Linked DNA regions of Homo sapiens: all the other regions are linked to region 2. Evidence: chromatin contacts called from ENCODE Hi-C or POLR2A ChIA-PET data. All regions are on one chromosome and are shown on one strand. The core of a region is the stretch at or near the end of the contact, and the rest is flanking DNA. Distances in the headings are between cores, read along the strand shown. Region 1 overlaps SLIT1 (slit guidance ligand 1). Region 2 holds the start of FRAT2 (FRAT regulator of Wnt signaling pathway 2). Region 3 holds the start of MORN4 (MORN repeat containing 4). Region 4 overlaps LCOR (ligand dependent nuclear receptor corepressor). Region 5 holds the start of LCOR (ligand dependent nuclear receptor corepressor).

Evidence for each region. A loop is a pair of places that touch in the nucleus more often than their neighbours do. ChIA-PET counts read pairs that join two places held with the same protein, here RNA polymerase II (POLR2A). Pooled maps may share reads with other maps.
Region 1: a map of mammary epithelial cell shows a loop between it and region 2 (6-fold over the local background). The contact joins the enhancer-like site here to the promoter of FRAT2 in region 2. A Hi-C loop is called at or near these places in 1 of 168 maps with a recorded cell type or tissue (mammary epithelial cell) and 5 of 50 pooled maps. POLR2A ChIA-PET finds 5 or more read pairs at or near these places in 1 of 52 experiments (OCI-LY7).
Region 3: a loop to region 2 is called in a map of CD4-positive, alpha-beta T cell, with 4 times the contacts of the local background. The contact joins the promoter of MORN4 here to the promoter of FRAT2 in region 2. A Hi-C loop is called at or near these places in 5 of 168 maps with a recorded cell type or tissue (CD4-positive, alpha-beta T cell, CD8-positive, alpha-beta T cell and naive thymus-derived CD4-positive, alpha-beta T cell), 3 of 37 single-sample maps with no recorded cell type and 14 of 50 pooled maps. POLR2A ChIA-PET finds 5 or more read pairs at or near these places in 3 of 52 experiments (GM10248, RWPE1 and activated B cell).
Region 4: a loop to region 2 is called in a pooled map, with 2.1 times the contacts of the local background. The contact joins the enhancer-like site here to the promoter of FRAT2 in region 2. A Hi-C loop is called at or near these places in 1 of 37 single-sample maps with no recorded cell type and 2 of 50 pooled maps. POLR2A ChIA-PET finds 5 or more read pairs at or near these places in 1 of 52 experiments (activated CD4-positive, alpha-beta T cell).
Region 5: a loop to region 2 is called in a map of CD4-positive, alpha-beta T cell, with 7 times the contacts of the local background. The contact joins the promoter of LCOR here to the promoter of FRAT2 in region 2. A Hi-C loop is called at or near these places in 3 of 168 maps with a recorded cell type or tissue (CD4-positive, alpha-beta T cell, gastrocnemius medialis and naive thymus-derived CD4-positive, alpha-beta T cell), 2 of 37 single-sample maps with no recorded cell type and 20 of 50 pooled maps.

The regions. Positions count from the first base shown.
Region 1 is chr10:97,035,073-97,040,791 of GRCh38, forward strand. It overlaps SLIT1 (slit guidance ligand 1), which reads right to left. Exons shown (of 37, transcript NM_003061.3): 21 at 4,916-5,048; 22 at 2,626-2,694. Among named protein-coding and RNA genes, the nearest start is that of SLIT1-AS1, 65 kb to the right of the region's middle. RefSeq lists an enhancer at 3,010-3,510. Within about 2 kb of position 2,664, at least 4 of the 41 ENCODE cell types and tissues checked have a DNase peak (open chromatin) inside an H3K27ac peak, as active enhancers do.
Region 2 is chr10:97,331,143-97,336,607 of GRCh38, forward strand. It overlaps FRAT2 (FRAT regulator of Wnt signaling pathway 2), which reads right to left and starts at 3,587. Exons shown (of 1, transcript NM_012083.3): 1 at 1,355-3,587. The coding sequence starts at 3,430. The coding sequence ends at 2,729. LOC105378448 (a long non-coding RNA gene) reads left to right here and starts at 3,704. Exons shown (of 2, transcript NR_188201.1): 1 at 3,704-3,829. RefSeq lists an enhancer at 2,298-3,205 and silencers at 2,756-2,805, 2,816-2,945, 3,286-3,435, 3,526-3,675, 3,806-4,155.
Region 3 is chr10:97,630,206-97,635,204 of GRCh38, forward strand. MORN4 (MORN repeat containing 4) reads right to left here and starts at 3,295. Exons shown (of 5, transcript NM_178832.4): 1 at 3,142-3,295. RefSeq lists an enhancer at 3,559-3,648.
Region 4 is chr10:96,973,013-96,978,244 of GRCh38, forward strand. All of the region lies in intron 7 of LCOR (ligand dependent nuclear receptor corepressor), which reads left to right. Among named protein-coding and RNA genes, the nearest start is that of SLIT1-AS1, 130 kb to the right of the region's middle. Within about 2 kb of position 1,524, at least 2 of the 41 ENCODE cell types and tissues checked have a DNase peak (open chromatin) inside an H3K27ac peak, as active enhancers do.
Region 5 is chr10:96,829,728-96,835,014 of GRCh38, forward strand. It overlaps LCOR (ligand dependent nuclear receptor corepressor), which reads left to right and starts at 2,571. Exons shown (of 8, transcript NM_001346516.2): 1 at 2,571-2,672; 2 at 3,679-3,752. LOC102723665 (a long non-coding RNA gene) reads right to left here and starts at 2,731. Exons shown (of 1, transcript NR_135921.1): 1 at 905-2,731. RefSeq lists a cis regulatory region at 919-1,118, silencers at 2,154-2,453, 2,474-2,523, 2,534-3,253, 3,294-3,353, 3,394-3,633 and enhancers at 2,380-3,094, 3,095-3,810, 3,811-4,524.

The DNA.
Region 1 (5,719 bases), core at 1,414-3,913, 300 kb before region 2:
TGCTGCCATGGCCTCTCCGAGTCACCTGTGGCATCTGACACAACTGATCTCTCTTCTCTTCTCAAAACTCCCGCCACCCGCTTTCCTCCGCTCCCGACTGTCTTTGGGGGCCTTTGGCTGTGCCTCCTCAGTCTCTGGTAGAAGCTTCCTTTGTACTCAGCCCAGAGGCATGGGGATTGCTAAAGCCCATCTGTGCCCTGTTTAGTCCAATCTGGGTGCCCTCGGGGACGCCCCTGTGCTGACAGTGCCCCCCTCCCCATGGCCCCAGCCTGTCCTCTCATGAACTCCTCCTCCTGATGCCCACAGATACTCAAACTCCGCCCGCATCTTGTTCTCCCTACCACGCCCCATCCCCCAGGCTCCAGCTCCATAATGCTGCCTGCCCACACATCTGCCCTCTCATCCCACCCATCTGATCCGCCCCTGGCTGGTGGCCCTGGTCACCTCTCGCACCGTGCCCTCCTCCTGAGCCAGCGTCCTCTCTCTCTGGCTCCTGCCTGGGATTCTGACCTCATCTCTCACCCACTGCTTTGCCCCTTTTGATCCATCTGCCATGAGGGTGGCACCAGAGCAATTTCTCTATGACACAAAGCTGACGAAACCCCACAGTGGCACCCATGTGCCTAGCATGTGGACTCCAGGCCCTCTAGCTGGCCACCTGTCGGCACTCCTGGGTCTAGCCCCTGCCCCTCCCTCCCTCTGCTCCCTGCTCCGAAGACTTCCCAGGCTTAGGATTCACTAAGCTTCTTGAAGTTCTCTGAGCAGACTACACTCTGTGGCCCCAGACAGCTTATTCCCTCTGCCCACCAATGAACTCCAGCTCGTGTTCCAAGATGCCCTCCCCGCAAGCCGCCTCCCTGAGTTGATCACATCCTCCTTGAGCCACAGCCCTAATCAGCATTGACCTCTGTTGGAACCCTTATCACCCACACGACTTTATGCGCTCCCTCCCCTCCCCTGCATCCTCCCTAAACCATGACAGTCTGGAGAGGGGGCCATGACTTCGGGGCCTTCACGTCTGCCCACTTCATGCGCTCTCAGCTCAGGAAACATTTAGAAAATGCAACGATGTGCCGTGCCTTCATCTTCTCCTCCTGAACGTTCCTCTAATCTAATTCTAAATCATTCCACTGTCTTTGGAGATACATTTAAGTGCTCTACTGAATGTTCAACACACTTTGTGGTCCTCCCCTGTGATGAGGAGGTGGTGGTACTTCAGCCCCCAAGAGGCAGTTTCACTGGCTCAAAGCACTCTGACACCAGCCACTGAATCACACTACTCCATCCCTTCTCCACCCCTCCCATTGGAACATTCAACACACATTGGCCAGGTCATTAAGCAAAGACAGATAAATTGGAGCTTCAAAATTCTGTAAGCCAGAGCCGCCCAAAGTAGCCAGTCCTTGAACTAAATTTCACCAACCCACAATAAGAAACTTGGGCCAAGATCCGGTCACCACACCTAGCTTAGTTTACGCGAACATTGTTTCCATAGCAAGACTTTCTCAACAAAGGAAGCAATACATTGATTTAGATTCTGGTGTAAGCGCCATATCTAATTACAAACCCATTACAAACAGTTCTGGGACTGATGTGGGCCCGTAGATTGCACTTGGAGTGGGACTGCTCCAAATCACACTAAGGTGGAATGTTCTCTGGACTTCTTTTTGGTAGAATCTGGCCAAGGAGCAGATAAAGACAATTGAAGTGAGGAGCTAGGTAGGCTAGAAAACTAAAAGGAGCTGAACTTATTATCCTGAGGCTTATTTTGTATATTTTCATGGAGTAGAAGGGGTCAAAGGTGGAAATAATAGAAAAGCAGAGGCGTAGCCTGAAGAAAAACTTAGTTACAGGTATGTATTTGTAGCTGCCATAGTTCATACTTGGTTTGAGAGCTGAGCTGGACCGAGAAGCTTTCCATCACCCTCCACTTTTCCTGGCTCCTTGGCTCCTAACCTTGCAAGAATAACCCCCTTTGTGTGTGTGTGTGTGTGTGTGTGTGTGTGTGTGTGTGTGTGTGTGTGTGTATGTGTGTGTGTGTGACGGAGTTTTGCTCTTGTTGCCCAGGCTGGAGTGCAATGGTGCGATCTTGGCTCACTGCAGCCTCCACCTCCCGGGTTCAAGCGATTCTCCTACCTCAGCCTCCCGAGTAGCTGGGATTACAGGCATGTGCCACCATGCCCGGCTAATTTTGTATTTTTAGGAAAGATGGGGTTTCTCCATGTTGATCAGGCTGGTCTCGAACTCCAACATGAGTTCGAGAGGTTATCCGTCCGCCTCAGCCTCCCAAAGTGCTGGGATTACAGGTGTGAGCCACCGTGCCCGCCCGACCAGGATAACCCTTTTAACAGTCACGACCAGCCTCACGGGGGAGCTTTGGGGAGACGGCGTGGGCAGGAGGAGGAGGCAGGTCCAACCCAACATGGCCTGGAACTATGTAATTGCCAATCGTGGCCACTAGGTGGCAAAACAGCTCTAGGCACAGCTGTTCCCAGAGGGGAGCAGGGAAAGGAAAAGAAGCAGGATCTGCCCAGAAGTGAGGTCCGTAGGAAATTCCAGGAAAGCCGGAGTCCTGATGGTTAGATGCCAAAGGCCCTCCTGTCCTCAAGCGGCCTGGATACTTACACGAGCTGCAGGTACTTGAAGGTAGACAGCTGTCCCGGAACCAGCGTGAACTGGTTCCCGTCCAAATAGCTGCAGAGAGAACACAGCGGCGTTAGTGCCCATCTCCACCTCTGGTGGTGCCCCATGCTGGGGACAGCCTTCCCTGCAGCCAGGGACTTCGCTCTCATTTCCTCTCCTCCACATAGGCCACACGATGGGCCCAGAATCACTTATGGGAGGAGAAAATATGTACGTTGTTGAAGCCATCTGGGGAGGTGCCACCCAGAGGACTTGGTAAAAAGCCAATAGTCACGTGGCCTCTCTCGGTTCCCTTCTCGCTTCCCTTCTCACCCTCCCAGCCTCCTCCTTGTCCATGGACACTCCCTGGGCCCCTGCCTTCCCCTCCCTGCTCTGCTCTTTCCTGGCCAAATAGATCTGATTTGCACGTTACCGGGCCCTGCCAGCTCCCAGGGCCCCCTGTCCACCTGCTGGCATGGGCTGTGAAGCTGATTCACAGCCAGACTGCCCAACCAGTTCCCCCTCATTCCATCAGCACCCCTCTGCCTTCCTGCCTTCCAGGCTCCGCACCCTGATGTCGCTTCTCCTCCTCCCTCTGCAGCCAGTGCCACCGCTGCTCTCTCACAGCTTGCTTTCCTTGCACTCTCATGCCACCCGCCGACTGTGCACCACCACCCATGCCCGGGCTCCTGCTGCAGCCTCTTCTGTCTGTTCTCTGCACCTTGGACCTCCCTTCTGGCCTCCACTCTACTCACTGCTATCCAAGTCACTGTCCTTAAAACCAAGCCCACCGAAATCCTCCTAAGCCCGAAGCTTCCCAAGGTTCCCATTTCTACAGGATAGAGCTTGGGATTCAAGATGCTCTGAACCTCCCCCTCTTCCCTTCATTGTTGACCATTCATGCCTCCAGCCTGAAGGTGCTAAGCAGTGGCCCAATGCCAGGAGCTGAGCCAAGCTGAGCTCCAGCACAGGATCTCCACCCCCCAACTAACTACAGCCTGCAGGACAGCTCTCCCCCACTTCCCAAAGCCCCAGAGAGGAGCAAAAGGAGGGCTGTGCTCATCCTTACCCCTCGCTCTGCATCATACAAACTGACTTCCCACCCATCTCGTTTGATCCTCGAGGCAGTCCTCGTCCACATACCCAAGTAGTCCCATTTCACAGATGACAAAACTGAGGTTTAGAGAAGTTAAAAGATTTTCGCAGGCTCTGAACTTCACCATCTTCAGTCAAAGAAGGTAGGCTGCCCCACCCATCCCATTATTCTCAGGGCTGCTAGGAGGCTCCAAGGAGAAAGCAAGGACTCATGAGGTTTGTAGGACACTAACTCTGCAGTAGAAAACAGGGTGAAGACGGGGCAGGCCAGGCCCAGGAAAAGGCCCGCAGTGGTTGATGTGCTTGTGAAGAAAAGGCCAGCCTTGCTGGTAATGCAAGAAATAACAAATAGAAGCCTCATCGCTGGTCCTGGGGGTGGGGGGAGAAAAGCTCAGCTTTGGAGGCCTGGAGGGATCAACCCCAGAGCACAGGAAGAGGTCAGAGGTCAGGAGCTGGCCAGAGTCTTTCATTGGGAGGTGTCTGCTGAAGAAGTCCCAGCTCTCCATTCCTGTTTGTCAAATGCATCTATGTCCAATCCTCCACATGTGCTCAGATACCAAATACCAATCAGCCAGGATTTCAGCACCATACTCAGTGCTGACCCAGGGAAGCAAGAAGGCCACCTTCTCACATGGTCAATGGGAGTGCAAAGGAAACAGATTTTCTTGGAAGACCATCAGGCAAAAGGCAGCAAGAGTCCTAAAAACGCACCGCTCTCTGACTGGCGATTTCAGTGAGGGGGTGTTAGCACTGGTGCTGTTTATGACAGTAAAAAAAAATTGGAAACAAATATCCAACAAAAGGGGTTTTGTTATCTGGGTCATAGTAGATTCATGTGAAGAACACTACACTGCTGGTGCAAAAATCACATTTGTGTCTTCATGACACAGGAGCCTGAGACAATGACAGGCGGGAAAGCAAGGTTCTCCTCATTTTAAAGGCGGAGCTTAGTTTAAAGGGAGGAAGCACTCGCTGCCATGCGGTCATCAGGTGACCGCAGAGGGAGAATCAGAGAGAAGCTCAAAGCCTTTCTGGAGGCAGTGTTTTCTGCAAAGCCCGAACTCCAGCTCCTAGTCAGCTAATGCCTGCTCTTGGTCACCTCCTCCTCCCATGGCTAGGCCCCAGCCCCTCAGGAAATGCCCCCACTGTCCCCGTCCTGTGGACCCACGTGAAGGGGGCAAGGCCTTGAGCTACTCACAGTTCTGTGACATTCTTGGGAATGCCCTTGGGCAGGGCCCGCAGGTGCTTGTTGCTGCATCGGACCACGGTGTCCAGGCAGGCGCACTCCTGTGGGCACTGTGGGCGGGGCAGGCAGCCCCCCTCCTCCTGGCCTAGGGAAGAAGGCACGAAGCCCCTGTCAGGGAGGTGGACGGGCCGCTGTAGGGCCTCCTACAGTCAGGGCCATGCTCTGGGGCCTCTCAGAACAGAAGACCCCTCTGACAGTACCTTGGCCATCAGTAAGTCTGTGCACTACACCTCCCCGCCAGCCACCACCGCCACCAGGAATGAAGCCCCCTGGAGCAGTTTTGAGGTTAAAATAGGTCTTGAGTTGGTCTCTTTCTCCTCAAACTCAAAGTGGACCTGGTCAAAGTAGAACAGGAGGATGGCCGCGCACCATCCCATCCCCGGAGTGCCTGCTACTCCGGGCACTGGATCGACATTGTCTCCTTAACAGTACAGTTAGGGGTGCAGCATCGCCCCTAGAATGCAGGCATGAGGAGGATGGAGACCTGGGCCTCTTTTCTCCTCTTTTTTTCACTGATAGAGCCCAGTGCCTAGTGCAGTGCCTGGCACGCAGCAGCCCTCAAAACAGATGAGTTGAATGAATGAATGAACAAGTGGATGAATTTCCATTTTATTGAGGTCTGGAGACGTTAGGCACCTTGCTTGAATCATAAAGTGGGTCCAAGGCAATGCAGAGTCTGAGCCCAGGTCTGGCTGCCGCAAAATCCGAGCCCTCGATACCACACCATCCCTTCATTGATTCATTCATCTATTCAAA
Region 2 (5,465 bases), core at 2,337-4,836:
TGTAAAAGGTGCCAACCAGGGTGCCTGCCCTAACAGGGATCAGCTCCATCTCTACCTAGGAAGTAGAGAAACACTCAGATCTTGTAGGTCTTTTCCCATTGTCTGTAGTCCTTATCTATAAGATGGAAAAATAGTGCCTACCTCGTGGCACATAAAGCCATGTGGTAGTACCAAGAATGAGCAGCTATCACTTTTTGAGCAATGAAGTCTCCCCTTCAAGTCCTCATTTAACCCTTCCAACTCCCCTATTAAGTACTATTGTTTTACAAATCACAAGGGAAAAACTCAGAGTCTTGACTTGCCCACCATGACACAGCTGGTGAGCAGAAAGGGCTGAGGCAACTGAGCATCAGCCTTCCTCTGCAGCCCCAGCCTCGGGAGTGTGCTGAGCAGGAGAGGTTCCCCGGGGGCTGGGTTAGTAGAGCTGGGCAAGGAAGGGGCAAGGCAGGGGCCAGGTGTGGTGGCTCACGCCTTTAATCCCAGCACCTTGGGAGGCCGAGGAGGGCAGATCACTTGAGCTCGAGTTCAAGACCAGCCTGGGCAACACAGTGAGAACCCATCTCTACTAAAAATATAAAAAATTAGCCTGGCATGGTGGTATGAGCCTGTAGTCCCAGCTACTCAGGAGGTTGAGGTGAGAGGACTGTTTGAGCCCAGGAGGTTGAGGCTGCAGTGAGCCAAGATCGTGCCACTGCACTCCAACCTGGGTTACAGAGTAAGACACCATCTCAAAATAATAAAATTAAATTAAAAAGAGAAAAGGGCAAGGCAGGAACTAGGAAGGGATTCAGCAAGGGCTCTATGCCTGGGAAGACAGGGCAGAGAGAGAATGAGGAGAGGAGGAGGGCTACTTCGGTCAAATCTAACCCCTGAGTGCTCAAACCAAGCCATTTTACAACTACCAAATACACTGCTGTAAAACCCTGTTTTTCTCTCCCAAGGCCATAGCTCAAGACTAGGTCAGTCTCAAAGGGGAAAGCAGGCTGGCTTCGCCTGTGCCCTCCCCATTTTGCACAAAAACGTCCAGATGAAAACCCACCTCCCTCCACCACAGCACCTCTTTGCTCTCCAGCCCAGAAAGCATTTCTAGAATACATTGTCTTTCCACAAAGGGAGTGGAAGCCCATCTTGCAGCTTCTAAAAACCTGGACTCAATTTTCTGATCTTGTGGAATAAAAACTTAGAAGCACTCAAGTCCTGTGGCTCTACTAGGATTCTGTGCCCATCAGCATTGGCCCAAACCATTTGTCCAGGTCCCCCCCCCCCGGTTTAGCCCAAGTGCCCTCTTTATTAAGGACATCCCCATATGCTTTTCTGCCCCTCTCCCACCTTCCACCAAAATGCCAAACCGTGCTCCAAAACAAAAGCCAAATTTATTCAGCAGACATTTTAATTATGAAATCCTATAAATCAGGACCACCACAATTTCAGACACTCCGTTGCGAAGTGTACATCAATAGCTACATCTGGAGGATGAACAAGCCATTGAATCTTTTAAAAATTGGTTTAGCTACCTTAAAGTTTGGGGGTGGCACCTTACAAAAGCGCCGTCAAGTTTCATACAGCCAGCGGCTTCTTCTCTGGGAGAGTCACATTTTAAAACCGGTTTCAGACACAAAAGAAGGGCTGGCACGGGAGGAGGAAATAAATTGTGAGGGTGAGGAGCCGCCGAGGCCGAGGCCCATGACTCCATGGAGGGCCAGAAGAGAGCAGAAAAACGTCCAGGGTCTCTCATGCATTCCTATAGACACCAGAAAGGGTGGAATAAGAAAGCTCAGCTGGGAGGACAAGAAAGAGACTCAAGAGATCGTTTATGACTGTTTCTGAGAAAGCTCCTGGCATGGCCATGAGTGGCCTTCCGGGAGTCCTGTAAAAAGGAAAGCACAGAAAACAGGAAAGAACTCTCCCTACACGTCCCTCTCTGCCTGTTTGTGTCCTCGGGAGACTCCAAGCGGTGGTAAAGCACCAACAGGGCTCTTCTTGGAGCAAGAGAAAGAAAAGACTCCGGGGTGAGTAAGCTCTCCCAGGAACCCCACAGCAAACCGTGACCTTGAACACAGATGGCAAGGTCAAGTCATTTACAAGTCCACATTCAAATCCAAATCTCCCACCTGCAAAATTCTTCACCTCTCTCCAGTCCCTTAATTGGAGTTCACATCTCCCACCTTCACCAGCCACCGAATCGGTGGGAAAAAGGGGCAATGCCAAGCCACCCACCACCAAACTTTTACATTCTTCTCCCCTCTGGAATTTCTTTGCACAGCAATTGTAGCACCACTTACTAAGCTCCTCCACCAGAAAATAAGAAAATGTATGCGTGTCGTTAGTTTTCAAGTATTGTTATAAAGCCATCGCGATTCCTACCCCTGAGCCCTCCTTAAACAATCCAAGCTCACGACGCCCCCAAGGGCTAAGTGAGGTACAAGTCGATGCAAGTAGCTGCCATAGTTCTCCCAGTTTATCCCAGGTCCTTGGGCTTGGATGGCCCGGGAAATTCTCATGCCCCACGGAAGCACCCTGGCGCATACATTTCTCCACGCTTAAGTTTTCTCCGACGGCCTCGCCGCGGCTGGTAACTTCTCTGGTTGAGATCTCTCCCCACGCGCCTCCCCGCAGCCAAAGTGGTCGCTCCCAGGCTGGCGACGTCGGCTTCAGCTCAGAGTTAGTAGGAACTGGACGCTGTTGGGTCTACGCAGCGGCCTCCACTTCCTCCTCCAGGAGGCCTGCGTCAGAGCAAGGAGCCTGAGGGCTGCAGGGCAATGCGGTCAGGTCCGCTGCGGCCTCCCCCGGGCCCAGGGGCGCTTGCGGGGCCCGTGGCTGCAACCGCGGCGACGGCTCGTTGGAGTCTCCGCACGGCTTCCTTGATGAGGTTTCCCGAGAGCACGAGCTGCTGGAGGAGCCGATGCGGGTCGTCGTCGCCGGCGCGTGCCCCGGCTTGGGTCCATCGGCGCTGCTGCAAGCGGCGGGAGGTGACCGCGTCCCTGAGCCATCCTCGCCGGCACGGCCCCGGCAGCGCGCTGGGGCCTGCGGCGACCTCCGCCACGCAGTAGGGCGCAGCGCGTCCGCGCACGCGGCCGCGGTCCCCTAGGGCGCAGCGCAGGGCCCCAGAGGGCGCCGGGCCCACCGTCTCAGCCGAAGCGGGCGGCAGCAGCAGCGGCACCGCCGGGGGCCGGGCCTTGTCCGCCGGCACCGCCGCAGCCAGGGGCCCCGGGGCCCGCAGCGGCACCCCCGGGGGCGCGCACGGCGAGGCCGGGCTGTCCTGCGCCGCGTCCAGCTGCAGCGTCTCGCCGATCTGGGCCACCAGCCGGTCCACCTCGCCCGAGCTGCCCAGCGTCACCGACTGCTGCAGCAGGAGGAAGCTGTCGTCCTCCTCTTCCTCCCCCTCCGCCTCCTCGCCGGCTTCCTCTTCCTCCTCCCTCCGGCACGGCATGGCCCCCCGTCCTGGCACCCGGAGCTGTGCGGGCTTCGCTGGGGGCTTGGTTGCCCGCGGGCGCGGAGCTGCGGGCGAAGCCGGAGCAGGGGCGGACGCGGAAGCCGGAGCCCGCCAGGCACTCGAGCCACGCGCCTGCAGCCGCTGGAGCCGGAATCCTGCCGGCTCGGGTTGATTTGTAAACAATGGGTGACGTCGCGCCGGGCCCTACCACCGCACCGGGGCGGGGGTGACGCGCGAGCAGGCACGGGGGCAAAGGGCGGCGCGGGCGGTGACCGAAGCCGTCCCGCGCCTGTGTTCGTTGTCCCTCCAGGAGGGGGTCCGGGGCGTGGGGACTGATTTCCGACCTCCCGGGCCCAACGAGCCGTGCTGAAACGTGGCGCCTCGGAGGAGGCTGAGGTTGGTTTCTCCCACGCACGGACACACCCACACCCACTCCGGGCCCGCCTCCTGGGCCGCGGCCTCCCTCCCCACGTGTCGGCCGCGCCTAAGCCCGCCCGACTCCCGCCCCGCGCACCCGCAGTTCCCGGCCCTGGTCGTGGGGGAGGGGCGGGCCGCCGCGGGTCCGGCTTCGACGAGGCGGGGCGGGGAAAGGCGGAGGGAATTGGGAGTGAAGAGGCGGCACGTTACTTATTTACTTATTTATTATTTAGAAAAGGTCTCTGTCGCCCAGGCTGAAGTATAGTGGCGCGAACACGGCTGACTGCAGCCTCGAACTCTGGCTTAAGTAATCATCCCACTTTAAGCCTCCGGAGCAGCTGGGACCACAGGCGCGGCCACCACGCCTGGCTAATTAAAAAAATTTTTTTTGTAGAGACGGTGGTGGGGGGGGGGGGTCTCACTATATTGCCCAGGCTGGTCTCGAACTCTTGGGCTCAAGGAGTCCTCGCTCCTCGGCCTCCGAAAGTGTTGGGGTTACTGGCGTCAGCCGCCGCGCCCGGCCTAAGAGGGGACGCTTTGAAGCAGAGCAGAATCGCTCTGAGGTGAGGTCCCAGAGGCTTTCCCTCCCGCAGTCTTCAAGCCCCCGGACATATCATGAGAATAGGACTCACCGCCGCTCGGCTAAAGAAGGGTCTTTTTTTTTTTTTAAGGTTCAAATAGAAATATAGGGGATTGGCCAGGAGCGGTGGGTGGCTCATGCCTGTGATCCCAACACTTTGGGAGGCCGAGGCGGGCGGATCACCTGAGGTCAGGAGTTCCAGACCAGTCTGGCCAACATGGTGAAACCCCATCTCTGCTAAAAATACAAAAATTAGCCGGGCGTGGTGGCGGGCGCCTGTAATCCCAGCTACTCGGGAGACTGAGGCAGGAGAATGGTTTGAACCCTGGAGGCGGAGGTTGCAGTGAGCCGAGATCACGCCACTGCACTCCAGCCTGGGCAACAAAGCGAGACTCCGTCTCAAAAAAAAAAAGAAAAATATAAGGGATGGAAAAAATCTCTCATGGTTCACATTTAAATTTTTTTCCTTTTTAGCCTTTGTTCTATGAAAGTGTAGTATACAAACACATGCATACAGTGTTACACACTTTTCCACTTTGCCTTACATCATAAACGTTTTTCGTGTTATTGCATGCACTTTGAAAACATTTTAATGATTACATAAGTTTCCATCAAGTGCCTATGTTTTTAACATTTGCCTAATTTCACCATCGTTAAGTGTGTAACTAACATTTTTGTGCGCGACACTTTAAGATATTGATGATTCTTTCCTTAGGGCATATTCCCAGGAGTGGAATTTTAAGTCACAGTAGTTGGGTATTTTAAGGTTTACTGATAAATGTTCAGGAAGTGTCTTTCCAAGAGTTAGGTAAATGTACTCTACCATCATTAATGCTTGAGCATACATCATTACACCTTCACTAGTATTTGAGTATTATTGAATTTTTTTTTTTTTGCGGATTATATAGGGAAATTTTCTCCCTTCAGTTTGCATATCTTTGATTTCAGTTAGGTAGAGCAGTTTTCTAAATGTTTGTTAACAAACTGTACTTCCTTTCTTATGAATTGTCTATTTCCTAATAAGATTTTCCTAGG
Region 3 (4,999 bases), core at 2,045-4,544, 300 kb after region 2:
CATGAGCCACTGTGCCCGGCCCCGGCTAATTTTTTGTATTTTTAGTAGAGATGAGGTTTCACTGTGTTAGCCAGGATGGTCTTGATCTCCTGATCTCATGATCCGCCCTCCTCAACCTCCCAAAGTGCTGGGATTACAGGCATGAGCCACCGCGCCTGGCCACAGTATGGGTGTTTTAAGCTGCTAAATTCTGGGGTACTTTGTTATACAGCAATAATAACTGGAATACCATGTTTCAACCTAACCCTCCCACCATCCTCTCCCATTGGTTTTCAACAGTACATACTACAAACTTCCATTCCATTTTGACTTAGGCACATATAGCAAATTCCCTTCAGCAAATGCTTGCCAAAATGATGTCCATTGCCAAGACCACAGTCAGAAGTGCTAATGAAAGGGAATGTGTGTAGAATCCATGAGTCTCAGGCCATGGTTGAATACATTTGGCTAGAAACTGTCACATGTGCCCAAATAGTTGATATTGTCACTATTTGGGACAGTGTCTGGATTTTATGACTTTTATAATTAACCATGCTAATGAATAGCTTTACAGCTACTGACCTAAAAAGGAATTTCACCAGTAACCATGGTCATTGAGACAAACCTAGTTTAACAAAGTATAGTCAGTGCCGATGAAGACTGAAAGCCCAATACTTTTTTTTTTTTGAGGCAGTCTGGCTCTGTCATCCAAGCTGGAGTGCAGTGGCGTCATCTCAGCCACTGCAACCTCTGCCTCCTGGGCCCAAGCCATCCTCCCACCTTAGCCTCCTGAGTAGCTGGGACTACAGGAGCATGCCACGACACCCAGCTAATTTTTGCATTTTTTGGTAGAGACAGGGTTTTACCACGTTGCCCATGCTGGTCTTGAACTCCTGGGATCAAGTGATCTGCCTGCTTCAGCCTTCCAAAGTGCTAGGATTACAGGTGGGAGCCACCATGTCTGGCCCAATACTTTAATAAGGGATGCAAATCAGTATTTCTATCAGTTATCCAAATCATATTTTTAAAGAGAATATATGGCTCAGGAGTTTAGGCTACAGATACACCCATGGAATCCAGTCACAAACCAAGATGATTCACACTTCTAAACAGACACTCACCCTTTCTGCACTCCTGATAGATGGGTTGCAAAGGATCAGTCCAAACATTTACATAAAAGAAAATTACTATTCTGTCCCTGTAAACCAACACACTATTAGTCTGCACTATATACCATATTCCTGGTATCTTCATTTTCTTTTGTCCCAGACATTTCTTTTTAATTATTATTATTTTCTTATTTCCAAACAGAACTCTGAGGCAATAACGAGAATTTTTGTTTCCGTTCTTTTTATCGTTTTCTAATTTTAAGAAATCAACGTATTAAACAACATTTTTGTATTCACAGTAAACTGTGTCCAATTTAAGAGGATTAAAAAAAAAAAAACTGACATAAAGAGGAAAAAGGGCCAGGCATGATGGCTCACTCCTGTAATCCCAGCACGTTGGGAGGCTGAAGCAAGAGGATCGCTTGAGCCCAGGAGTTCAATACCAAGCTGGGAAACGTAGTGAGACCTCATCTCTACAAAACAATACAAAAATTTGCTGGGTGTGGTGGTGCATGCCTGTAGTCCCAGCTACTCAGGAGGCTGAGGTAGGAGGATTGCTTGAGCCCACAATTTGAGGCTGCCGGGGTGAGCAGTGACTGCACCACACCTGTACTCCAGCCTGGGCAACAGAGCCAGACCTTGTCTCAAAAAAAAGAAAAGAAAAGCAAAACAAAACAAAAGGTTGGGGCGGTGGGGGAGATCCAGTTAGAGAATACTGGGTGGAGGCAGCCACCCTAACTACCCACATGTCCCCCCAGAACCACCCTTCCCAGGGTACAATAGTCTTGTCAAATTATTTCAGTAATAAAGAAAGCAGTTCATAAGCTTTTAGAATCCTAAAGAGAAGAAAATGAAGGCTTTGATGAACAAAGATTAGCCTTGTTAGGAACCTAGAACAAAAAGTCAAATAATACTCCCCTTTTTTTTTTTTTTTTTTTTTTTTGAGACGGAGTCTTGCTCTGTCCCCCATGCTGGAGTGCAGTGGCAGGATCTTGGCTCACTGCAACCGCCGCCTCCCAGGTTCAAGCAATTCTCCTGCCTCAGCCTCCTGGGTAGTTGGGATTACAGGCACGTGCCACCATGCTTGGCTAATTTTTGTATTTTTAGTAGAGACGAGGTTTCACCATCTTGGCCAAGCTAGTTTTGAACTCCTGACTTCGTGATCCACCCGCCTCGGCCTCCCAAAGTGTTGGGATTACAGGCGTGAGCCACCGCGCCCGGCCTAAATATTTTTTTTTAAGTGTTTTAAAAGGAGCTCGAAATAACTGTTTTTCATTATAAGTCTAACCTCCTCTTTCCTCATGTGAAAAGTAAAGAAATGTATCGTTGCTATATGAAGGGTTCGTTTAGGGAAGACTGTGGGATGGTTAGATTGAAGAAAGTGGGAAGAAAATACTGGCGCCAAAAAGATTTTTTTTTTTTTTTATTTAAAGGCGATGATGACCTGGGGGTGATTGGGACTAGGGAGTAATACTGCCAGAATACTATCCTATTTCACGGGAAAGGGAATGCCAGGGCTGGACTCCGATATAGCAGTTATTCCTGCTGGTACCTAAGCAGTTCAGAGATGCTAGAATGCAGGGATACCACCCATCAACTAAATGAAGCATCCCATTCCCCAGGCTTCCATATGTGGGAGTTCTCTCCACCAGTGAGATAAAGGCGGGCTCAGGGAAAACAAAGCCCTAGACCACAACAAGGCAACACCTTCTCGCACCCCATTTTCACCTTCCAGGCGCGTTCCTTCCTGCTATCCGGGCCCGCTCTCCCGCCCGGCAGGGTCTAACGCTCACACAGGTCTGCCAATTCCCCTGATGCAACCCTCCACCCTCTGCTCGCTAACCCCAGTCCAGTCAGCTCTCCCGGGCCTCGACCCCCGCGGTGGAGACTAAAGGGTTCAGGTTTGGGTCCCCCACAGGCAACCGCCCTCAGGTCAGCGTATCCGAGGTGGAGCCGCGCCCCCGAGCCGGGTCATCTCGTGCTCCGTTCCTCAGTGCCCACCTGACCGATCACACTCTTTCCCGGCCCCCTCCCTCCTGCGCCTCCAGCCAACCTGGGGCCGGCCTTTCGGGATGACCGTCACGCCTGGACGCAGGGTTCCAGCGCCTCGGACTTTTCCTCTGATGGGCTCCCGGCTGCCACCTTGCTCTCCGCCACCTCCACCAGCGATTGCCCCACTTGACGCCGCCATCCTGGGCGACCGCACTGGGTACAATTCCCGCTGCCCATTGGCTGTTACCTAGGCAACCGGGAGCAACGCCACTCCGCATTGGCCCAGCCCGGCTCCACGCCATCTTTGTGCGGGGCCGAGTGTTTGCGAACCCGGGCTGACTATGTGAAAGAGGGGTGGTCCCACCTCTGCAACGCAGATAAAGACAGAGGATCCAGATCTGGCCTACCCAGAGGCCGTCTAGTTGAAATGGCAACCCCAAAGAAAACCAAACCTGCGCCCGAAGCAACAGTGACCATCAACGCGAGCGGCTCTGATCTTGCTCCAGTCCCCACTGCTGTCAAGGGCCCCGCCGCGGAGTTTAAGGCAGATCCTAAATCCAGCTTCAGAGAGGCAGCTTTGTAAATTGTAACGCGCTAGGCAGGATAGCCTCCAATAACTCTGTGCTAGACATTGTGATATCAAGACACTTTTGCATTCATTATAGGAATTTGTGCTGTCCTTGTCATTATCTAGATCCTTTTTGTTTAAAATATAGTACCTGGCCAGGCGCAGTGGCTCACATCTGTAATCCCAGCACTTCGGGAGGCCGCGGCTTGAGCTCAGGAGTGCGGGAGGCTTGAGCCCAAGAGTTCTAGATCAGCCTGGGCAACGCAGGGAGACTCCGTATCTACAGAAGAAAAAAATTACCCAGCCTAGTGGTGGGTGCCTGTAGTCACAGCTACTCAGGAGGCTGAGGTGGGAGGATCCCTTGAGCCCAGGAGGTTGAGGCTGCAATAAGCCATGATTCTGCCACTGTACCCCAGCCTGGGCGACCTAGCAAGACCCTGTCTCAAATAAATAAATTGCAAACCAAAAAGTATCTGAGACAGGTCTCAATCAATTTAGGAGTTTATTTTGCCAATGTTAAGGACATGCCCGTGACACAGCCTTAGAAGGTCCTAAGAATGTGTGTCCAAAATAGTCGGGACACCACTTGATTTTATACATTTTAGGGAGACGTAAGACATCAATCAATACATGTAAAATATACATTGGCTTGGTCCCGAAAGTGGGGGTGGGGGTGGCAAGTTCCAGGATGTAGGTGGATTCAAAGATGTCCTGATTGACAATTGGTTGAAAGAGTTTAAAGACCTGGAACCCACAGAAGGGAATGTCTGGGTTAAGTTAAGGAATTGTTACTAAGATATGCACGCACACACACACACACACACACACACACACACACACAAGGAATTGTGGAAATCAAGGTTTTTATTATGCAGAGAAGGCTACAGGTAGCAGGCTCCAGAGAGCATAGATTGTAAATGTTTCTTTATTTTTTTTTTTGTTTTGAGACAGGGTCTCCCTCTGTCACCCAGTCTGGAGTGCAGTAGCTGGATCACGGCTTACTGCAGCCTTGACCTCCCAGGCTCAAGTTATCCTCCCACCTCAGCCTCCTAAGTAGCTGAGACTACTGGTTCATTCCACTATGCCTGGCTTATTTTTGTATTTTTTGTAGAGATGGTGTTTTGTCATGTTGCCCAGGCTGGTATTGAACTCCTGGGCTCAAGTGATCCTCCCATCTCTGCCTCCCAAAGTGCTAGGATTACACGTGTGAGCCACCAAGGCTGGCCAGTGTTTATTATCAGATTTAGAAAGGTATCAGACTCTTAGTTAGTTCTCCCCTGGATCAGGAAAAAGACCTGGAAAGGGAAGGGGATTTTCTACAGAATGTAGATTTTCACCATAAAAGACACCT
Region 4 (5,232 bases), core at 274-2,773, 360 kb before region 2:
ATCCTGGTTTCAACCCCTCACCATTCTCCATGATTCTGATCTCTGGGAAAGGGGATAATTTAACCCCAATTTTGAAAATTGCTTTTTCTGTATCTAGGTTCTATCTACATCCAAATTTAGATAATTTGGATTTCAACCACCTGGAAATCACATATTTAACAGCCTGTGATTTTTATGAACTTCATTTCTCACTTTCCTGTATTCACTTTTGCCTACCCTTTCACTGCTTCTCCTAAGCCAGTTCTGTGGAAAGAAAAGTTTGTTCAGGGGTTTTAAAGTACACCTATGGCTTTCTAAAGAGTGGAAAAATAAAATTTCCACACCCCATGCCAACCTTCTCCATTATGTCTACACAACTTTGTCATAACCTTGGAATATCCTTATATTCAGGTGTGGAGGATACAACAGATGTGAAATAGCCAAGAGTAGATAAATTTCTCCGTGTAGAGCAAGGACTTGTCAGCAGATTTTTTCAGGCCCTCCTGACTATACTTATACTTTCTGTGCTTAAAGGAGAAGAAGTGAGTAAACTAGGGGACACAATTTCAGATTATTGTCTGGCAAAAAATATAACTTGTTATGCCTTGAAGAGGGGGTGAGGAAGCATTTTTGTTTTATTTAAAGAGTCAAGCCATAGTAATTTACAACCCTTGACTATAGTCAGCTCTCTAAAGCTTGCTTTCCCCTTCTGTTTTCCTGGGACTCCCTGTTTCTGCTATTAAGATTAGCTCCTATCCAAACATCATTCTCTGTGGCTATTGATCTTTTTTCAGTCAAGAAGAATGTATTTTGGTCATCAGTGATATTGCCTTTGCTCATCAAGCAGTTATTGGTAGTTAGAGAGTAAATACCTAAATTCATCACTCCTAAATTCTAGACTCTCAGACTTGTCACTTCACCTCCATGCCAAATCTCTTCTCCACTTGATCTTTAACTCTAAGATAACATAAGCATTGCCCACCCACCAGTATTAACCACAGGAATGCTTTCCATCAGAAATTAAATGTTGTGTTATTGACTTGGTAGGCAAGTTAAGCTGTGTCTAACCTATGATGTAGATAAATATTGAGTAAATCATTAAAGATGGGGTTATGAAACAACAATCATTCTTAAACTGTAGCTTTTAAAGGGTTTATGAATATTATCTTATCCTTTTACCACACCCTTAACAATTGGGCATGGAACTGAAGATAGGAAGACAGTGGTCAAGGTCATGCACACCGTTTCTCACCAAGGAGATAAACTGAAAACTAATTTAAGTATTGGAAATCCAGTTTTTTCTTTTCCTTTATGAGAAGTGGGAGTACTTCCTCCCATTAACCAATCCCTAGGATCTTACTGTGCTTTAGTGGTGGTTTTCAGGTATTTCTGATTAACGAATAATTCACTTGACTATTACAGAGTCCTCTTGATGAGCAGAAGCAGCATGAACTAGCATGAGCTCAAGTCATTTCAACATCTGTTATGAATTACTGTTCTTATAAAGACCTTATTTAGTCAGATGTGAAGGACATCGTATGATACAGACTATAATCTGCACCGAACTAAAACAGTGCTTCCTGGACCTTAGGCCAAGTTGAGGAAATGGTTTGCAGAACAGAAAATTGCCTCTCTCTGGTTTCCCTACTAGCTGCCCAACAATATTCTAAGTTAATGCAAGTGCTATATTTAGGGTTTGTTACAAATCTAAGGTCTCGGAAAAATTGAATAACTAGAAGCAAAAGTAAAGACAAGCTGTTTAAAACAGGAAAAACTGGCTAACACCTATTTTTTAACATAAAAAAATAGTAATAGAATTAAATATCAGGAAGTTGAGATTCATTTTTAAAATATTCAAATGATAAAGTGAAATTCATCTAAATTTAGGTGCTATTGGCCGGGTGCTGTGGCTCACACCTGTAATCCCAGCACTTTGGGAAGCCGAGGCTGGTGGATCACCTGAGGTCAGGCGCTTAAGACCAGCCTGGCCAACAGGGTGTAAAACCCCATCGCTAGTAAAAATACAAAAATTAGCTGGGTGTGGTGGCACATGCCTGTAATCCCAGGTACTTGGGGGGCTGAGGCCCAAGAATTGCTTGAACCCGGGAGGTGGCGGTTGCCGTGAGCCAAGATTGTGTCACTGCACTCCAGCCTGGGCGACAGAGGGAGACTCTATCTCAAAATAAAATAATAAAATAAATACTTATGTGCTATTAAGAAAAATTCCAGAAAAAAAAGTAGGAAGCTGGATAACTTTGAGGCACAGCCAAAACTGATTTTATTGCTATATTGTAAAGTTAGCTGTTATAACAGGGCCTTTTAATGACACCTGGACAAAGGTTAGTATTCATGTGAAGGCCTCTCAGATCGAAGGGAAGCTGTTGGTGGGCTCATCATGCCTATGTGTCTAGTTGCCTACCAGACATCTCAGGTTCAGAATCATGTAAATATCTTAATATGTATAGTACAGAGCTCTTCAGAAACATACACAGCCTAACAACCACCAGCCACTATCTTTGTTACCTTTATTCCTATCTCAGTAAATGGTGCTGCCCAGGAAGAAAACTCAGGAAGCATCCTAGATGTCCCTTTTCCCTCTCCTCTTTTTTGCTAAGAGAAAACAGGAAAACATGAAACATGGTCCCTGCACTCAAGTAGCTTACATCTGCTTGGGAAGCTAAGACAAAAACAAGGCAAAGTCAATACAAGATAAAAATTATAGGATAAATATACAAGACTCTGGCCAGGAGTGGTGGCCCACACCTGTAATCCCAGCACTTTGGGAGGCTGAGGCAGGTGGATCACCTGAGGTCAGGAGTTCGAGACCAGCCTGACCAACATGGCAAAACCCTGTCTCTACTAAAAATACAAAAGCTAGCCGGACGTGGTGGTGGGCGCCTGTAATCCCAGCTACTTGGGAGGCTGAGCCAGGAGGGTTGCTTGAACCCGGGAGGTGGAGGTTGCAGTGAGCCAAGATCACGCCATTGCACTCCAGCCTAGGCAACAACAGCGAAACACACAAGACCCCGTGTAATTGAGTTTTACCAAGCACAGTGGCTTAGGATTTTCAGGAAAGAATGCAATCAAACCAGGTGGGGTAGTTTTGAGCTGGCCAGTGACAGGCTGACAAGAATACCCTGGTACCTGCTCTTACACGTTGTCCCTGATCCTTTTTATGAGGAAAACATACAAATGATCTTTTTTGTTGATGCCATTTTCTCTGGAGGTTGCCATTTGCAGTTCTGTGGAAAGAAACGTTTATTTTCTTTTCATTCTCCTGAGCTTCCACAAACTACTGCTCTAAGTGTCCCTTAAGGTTGGTGTAGCCTGTGTCAGTCTCTCTGATGCTACTGTTTTTTAGTATCCACATGCTGTATTACATTGTTCCAGGTTAGAGTTCAGTGGATCCTGAACATGTTTCTTTAGCATGCCTTAGTGGTGGCATGGAAGACACCACCGCCTCTTGCCATGAGGTTGTGAAATACATTCCTACCTACCTGTGGCTGTCTAATGGGGACTAGCTTGAGCCATATGGCCATGGTTGTTGCTTCAGGGCTGGCTGCATGGCCCTTTGGAAGACCTTACATTAGTTAAGGGTAATGAAGATATTGGGGTGCTATTAAGTTATTGAAACATGGGACAGCAGCAGATTAGAGTCTCACAATCATGAAGGAAGTTAGATAATACCTGTGAACTAAATTATTACTCATTTATTCTGTGTGAGCATCACTTTAGAGGAAAGTGCTTCTTCAGCTTTCTTCATAGCACTCTGTCTTCTTACTGCATGCATACCTTGATGTCATTCAACCCCAGGCATCTCATTAATTCCAAGCACTAAAGCTTGCTTCCAGAACCCAGCTATAGGCATGAAGCGGTACCTAGAAAATTTTTGCGAAGAGTTAGGTAATGATTGTGCTTCTTGAATTAGGAAGAACCGTTTATCTCTTCAGTTTTTCTACAATTAGATGCCATAATATTTCTTCACCCTCTTCACTGACCTTTGTCATCCTTTTTTGTGTATTGCCAAAACGCACTTGGAGTATGTTCTTTGATGCATTGAAAAGGCACCCACTTATTTATAGTCACCTACCTTGGAAACATCAGGAACATATCAGGAACTAAGGAATAAAGGCTTTTGAGCAACAGAAGTTGTGGTTAGAAAATTCATGTACTTACCCCTAAAACTATTCCTCAAGCTTTCATTCAGAGCCTATTTATTTTTACTTAAAGTACCATTTTGGCACTTGGGATATGGCTTCTCAGCTAGTGAGTAAAATTCTCTACTAAAGGTAGAAGTAGGACTGCTAAGATCAGCCACTGTTTGGAAGCCAGTAAGAAAGAAGATTTAATACAATACAGGCCACCACTGTAGTTTTTAGGAAGTCAGACTTAGTTAATTGAGTTGCCCCTCAAACTATTAATCTAATTCAGTCTAGTATAATAAAAATAATAGCCAGACTTCAGTAATAGTCCATATGGTAATGATCCCAAGTATCAGGAAGAATAAATTATGTTCCAAGATAATATAATTTTTTAAGACTTCCATCAAAAAAAATTTGAATCTTTAAATATTTGCTTTAAAATGTTTGGTACTTGAAGGTTAAACTTTATCCAGAAAATGTACCCCTTTTAGGTTATAAGAAAGCATTAATGCATGTTCTTGATCTCCAAGTTTGTTTGTTTGTTTGTTTGTTTTTTGATGTGGGGTCTCACTCTGTCACCCAGGCTGTAGTACAGTGGCATGATCATAGCTCCCTGCAGCCTCGACCCCCTTGGCTCAAGCGATCCTCCTACCTTAAGTCTCCCAGGTAGCTGGGACTGCAGGCTCATGTTAGCAAGCACAGCTAGCCCAGTGATTTTTTACTGAAGCACTTTTAATTTGATTCACTGACAGTAGTGGTAGCTGATATTTGTATAAACTTTGTAGGTTTTTCCTTGGAGAATTTCCAAGTGGTAGATGGGGCAGGTACTCTACTAAGACCCAAAGTGGTTAAATGTTTTGGACAAGGTCACATAACTAGTAAGCAGCAGGACTACTTACTGATTCTCCATCTCCACTCTCGTACTGTAGCCTGTAACACATATTGTGCTGTTGCTTTCATCTGGTAGACATAGTGACAAAGTTCTTCCTAAAGGGGTCTGGGGTCCTTCAGCAGGGGCCTCCTCCTGCCTGTTCCATGAGCAGAAAAGTCTGCAGCTGCATGAGGATTCTGTTGAGCTCCTTTGTACATCTCATTGAGTCGGAAAGTTGGA
Region 5 (5,287 bases), core at 1,321-3,820, 500 kb before region 2:
TTATTTATTTATCAAGATGGAGTCTCAGCTCTGTCGCCCAGGCTGGAGTGCAGTGGCACGATCTCGGCTCACTGCCACCTCCACTTCCTGGGTTCAACGGATTCTCCTGCCTCAGCCTCTTGAGTAGCTGGGATTACAGGTGCCCACCACCATGCCTAGCTAATTTTTGTATTTTTAGTGGAGACGGGGTTTCACCATGTTGGCCAGGCTGGTCTTGAACTCCTGACCTCAAGTGATCTGCCCACTTCAGCCTCCCAAAGTGCAGAGATTACAGGCGTGAGCCACCGCGCCAAGCCAACTTTCTACTTGTAAGACAATTTAGAGGGGTTTAGAGTCACAGAGATCTTAGTTAGAATTTGGTAGCTATGTGATCTTGACAAATGTATTTAACTCATCTGAGTCTTGTGTCCCTAACTTGGAAAATGTGGTAAATATATACTCATAGCATTATTATCTGGATGGAATGAAACAATGATAAACATATAATAGGTGCTCAATGAATATTAGCTGTTACTATTGCCTCCCTATCCTTTCTTCCAAATAGGTCTTTGTGATAGGTCAACCATGAGTTAGTTCCCAACTCAAAATAAGTGAAGCAGAAATTGGAACTCAGAGTAGAGTAGTAAAACTAGCATTAAATTGGAAATTGGGAAACTTGTCTCCTGGCTTTTGTTGCCCTTTCTCTACCCAGCAACTATGTAATCTTGGTCAAATCACCTTACTTGTCTGGGCTTCCAATTTCATATCTTAAGTTACAAAATTGATCTCTGAAGCCTCTAGGATTCTCTGAATCCATATGTCTGGGACTAAGAGATTATGTCGAGGAATTATTACCCTTGGTTTGATTGTTTTTTAAACAAATTAACTTGGGGTGGTTGGAAAACACATTGATTATTTACTCATCTTAGAGTTACACGTTGTTCATTTATTTGAAACTGAAACGTATTTCCTCCAAACACCGTAGAAACTTAAAGGCCGCAAAAGACTCACACCCACCACCTAGCGGCGAAAAAAGGAAGTTTCAGGTGATACAAGATGTCCTGCCATCACACCTGAAGGATGGTTGTCCACAGCCATTTTTTAAAATCTCGTATTAGTCCTCTTCCTTCAACACTCAGGACAGTATTATGTACCCAGAAACTCAATACTTCCTGGCGTCTTCATTTGACAATACTCTTAAGCCAATGAAATCCTGTGGGACGTTTGCGAATTTTATAAAGATCAATGTTTTAAGATTGGCGGGGTGGGCTGGGAGTGGTGGGGGGGAAGGTGCCTTCCTACCCTTGCATTTGCATCTCAAGCCACCCGTACCCGAGGCCCACCCAGTCCATCTGTTCATTGGTAGATACACCATTCCGCCATTCCGCCAGTGGCTGGTGCAGAGAACCAGGACCACCACCTTTGAAAAGACCTAAATCAATACTCCAATGGGATCCTGATGTCAAGTATTTAACGACTTTGCTTTACCTACTACAGTAATTAAAATTAAGTCTTCAAACTTAAATTTAAATTTCTAAAAGCAGGAATGCACTGTCCTTAATCTTAAACACCAAAGGTGGGAGAAAGAGGCCAGAATCCTAGGGTACTAGGCCTACTGGTATAGGGCGATCTCTTCTGCTTTTTTCTTTCCACCCCATTTCTTTTCCCTTTCTCCTTTCGTTTCCCATCTTCTCTCTTCTCGTTCTCTTCGAAGTAACAGTGACAAAATTAAGGTGATTCAATTATTCCAAGAGGCTTGCTCATATAAAATATTTCTCTTCAAGCCCTTTCCTGAAATCCCAAATTAAAGCATTTCCAATAGTCTCTGCTTTAAGTATTCCTAGTTAAGTCTACTTTTGGAAATATTAAATATTCTCACTTTGGCACAATATTCCAAAATTCCTTGAGAAGTTCGCCTACGATCAGTCTTGCTAGTAGAAACCTTTTTTTTTTTTTATTTAAAACGCTCGATTTCCACTTTTTACTAGGTTTCCCAATGTTGGCGATGTCTCCCAATGACTTAATAACGTGTATCCACTTCACCTTTGAAAATCTTAGAGGTCAGTGCATCCACCGGCATCCGGGAATTTATTCTTATTTCTGCTTCTTAAACAGGCTCTGGGGAGGAGCAGTTTCGACGGAGAAGTTCATAGCAGCAGTTATTACGGAACTTGCAACAGTTGGTGCCGGGCGATAGGCAGGTTGGAAGTGATAAATGGGGCTGGCGTAAAAAACAAAAAGCCCCGGGGAGGGCGGGGGCAGCCGTGGCCTTGGGGGACAGTGCGAAGGCGGCGCGGGGCCAGCGGGACTGACTTCCGGCTGTGGGAAGGCGCCGTCCCGGGCGGCCAGAGGCGGCGGCAGCCGCGTAGAAGGACGGCGGGATCGCAGCCCGGCGGGCGGCGCGCGGGGCGGGTGAGCGGGCCCAGGCCGCCCCCGGGCCACGCCGGGGCCACGGTGAGGTGAGGCCGGCCCTGCCCCCGCACCGCCCCCGGCAGGAGGCGCGACGCCCGGGCCGCGGGTGCGTGCGCGGCCCCGGGCGACGCGGCTGGGCGTGCGCGGGGCCGCGGCGGAGGCTGGGCCGGGCGGGCGGCAGAAGATGGCGAGGGTGTGTAGGCGGCAGCAATGCTCCGTTGAGAGACGCGGCTTTCGGCAAGAACTGGATTCGTGGCGCCACAAGCTCATTCACTGTGTAGGTGAGACCCTCCGCCGACCGCCGCCGCCCCTCCGGCCGCCCCGCCGCCGGTCGCCCCAGACCAGGGAGGAAGCTGGGGAAGTGGCAATTGCTGCTCCGGCCCGCCCGCCCTCTTTGGCTCGAGCGTCCCCCCTTCCCCCACCCCCCGGAGTGTGAGCGCGCGCGACCTCCAGGCGGGCTCCCCTGCTCGGCCGAGCGCGCGCCGGCCCCTCCCCTCCGCGCGCCTCCCCGGGGCTGGCTCTCGGCGGGAGCGCGGGTTCCTCCCCCTCCCGCTCTCCATCCCCGCCTGCTCGCTCCCCTCCCTCCCCGCTCCCGCCCCTGCTCCCGCTCCAGGCCCGGCGCCCCGGCGCCGCCGCCGGCTTATTGTGGCGACTCGCCTCGCGGCGCTGCCGCTGTACTGGGGGAGGCGCGAGGGGCGCGGGCGTGCTCGGCCCCCACCCGCGCTGTGGCCGCCGCCGTCCTCCTCCTGCGCCACCCCTCCCCCACGCGCGGGGCGCGCCCCCGGGTCTGCGTGCACGCGCGGCGGGCTGCAGGCGGGCGCCCGGCGCTCGGGCGTGTGCGAAGCGTGAGGTGGAGATGGGGGCGGAGGGAGCTGGAGCTGTCACAGTCCCCGGGTGCGCCTGACCGAGCCAAGTGGGGTGTCATGGCCGCGGGGGGCAGCGGCTGCACTTCCTCAGCGGGCGGCGGTGGCCGGGGAGTTAATCCTCGACGCACGGGTCGGTGTGTGCGTATTTGTGTTCGGTGTCGTGCTGCGGGAGGAGGGGGTGGGACCGGGTCCGACCGAGGAGCCCCGGCGGGGGTCGCTCTCGTCCCCTCCCGGGGATTGGCCGGAGCCGCAGCCTCGCCCGAATGCCCCGTCCGCCCCCCGCCTCCCGGACCTTGGGCCGCCCTCGGGTGGCTTTTTCCCTGCGGGCCGGAGGGAGCGCGGACGGGGGCGCCCCGGGAGGGGCCGGGCGGCCGAGCTGCGCCTCTCACACTGTGTGTTTTGTCTGTTTTTCTCTCCCAAGGTCCCGTTTCCCTCTGTGCGGCGGCCGGCGGGACCATAAGGGCTTAACTCATATATTTAACCCCCCTCCAAAAAGTAAGTGGCCCGTGTGGTGTCTCCGCTCCGCCCGCCGCCCCCTAGCCCCAGTCCATCCTTGTGTCTGACTCTCCTGTCCTCCAGCATTGTTACTTCCCCGTCTTTGCTTCGGTGCTGCTGGTGTGTGGGGAGATGCCCTCTCGTCGTCCGCTGTCCCCCACGCCCAGTCCTCGGGGAGGCCCAGAATTCCAGCCCCTTCTCCCCCAGGGGAATATTCTTGGGAACCAGGTCTTTCCCGGCAGAATCTAGGAGAGTCTATCCGTTCGCTTGGGCCCCTCATTCCCTCCTTCCCGACAGGGTTTCGTTGGAAGGAATTATGCAAATCCTGCTTTCTGGTGTCCATTCAGCGGCAATTTCATGCGGTGAGAAGTTCTCTTTGTTGTGCGAGGGGGAGAACAGACACTGATTTAATAGACATATCTGTTGGGGGGAAGGGTGGAGGGGGTGTGGAGAGGCTCAGTTTGGAAGAATTACAGCACTTGGTTAGCTCAGTGTCTTTGTGTTTGAGCCTTCTGGCTTGACAGGAGGGTCTGCCCTTTACAATGTCCCACAAGGGATGTTTTCGATAATAGATTAAAAAGCAAAATTGAAACTTTAAACAAGTGAAAAATCAGGTAACCTTTACTTAAAGAATATACGCCTTTCCATTTCTACAGGGTTTCATTACGAAAATGTATAGCGTGAGTTTCGTTAAGGATTTAGACTGTAACACCGAAATTAATATAGGCAACAATGCTTTAAGGTATCTGATACCAGTTTGGTTGTCCAAAGGTTAAAAGTGCATTTTCAAACATATGCTTGTGCAAATAATAAAGGCATGAGTCAGTTTTTTGGTATAATTCGTCTCATGAATATATTTTAAAATTCCCCTCCTGCCAATCCAAGACCAGTGCTGCCCTCCAGGAAACAAACAGCCTTTTGCCTATCAGTTATCCTGTACTCTGCTCTATCTCTGCTTGTTTTATTCTTTCAAAGTATTATTATGCATGTACTAAAATGTTACGTCGGTTTAAGTACTTTTTGAATTACTTGGTATTTCGGACTATCATAGAAGAGAGCATATAGCAGGTTTTGAGAAGCATGAAATTAATGCGTTTTCAGAATTGTGGGTTAGTATCAAATGCTGGAATTGTTTTGAAGAATTTTTAGTTCTTGTATGTTTTACATTTGTTAGTGATTGGTTTTTTCAGCAGGGCTTTTTAGTCTTTGAAAGATTTTTAAATTTATAATGTAGTCCTGTCCTGTAGATTTTCTGAGTTCCATGTTGCTTTAATTTAGATGGTTTTAATTAGTGTATCTTATTCTAATTCTCTTTGCATTTAATCCTGGGCTCCTGCCTCAGGACCCCATTTTTTCAGTCATTGCTAGTTAGTGGTTAGTTACTGCTGCTTGACAAGATGTGTTTTTGTTTTTGTTTTTGTTGTTGTTTTTTCTTTATTGAGACGGAGTTTCACTCTTTTGCCCGGGCTGGAGTGCAGTGGCGCCATCTCGGCTCACTGCAACCTCCGCCTCCCAGGTTCAAGCGGTTCTTCTGC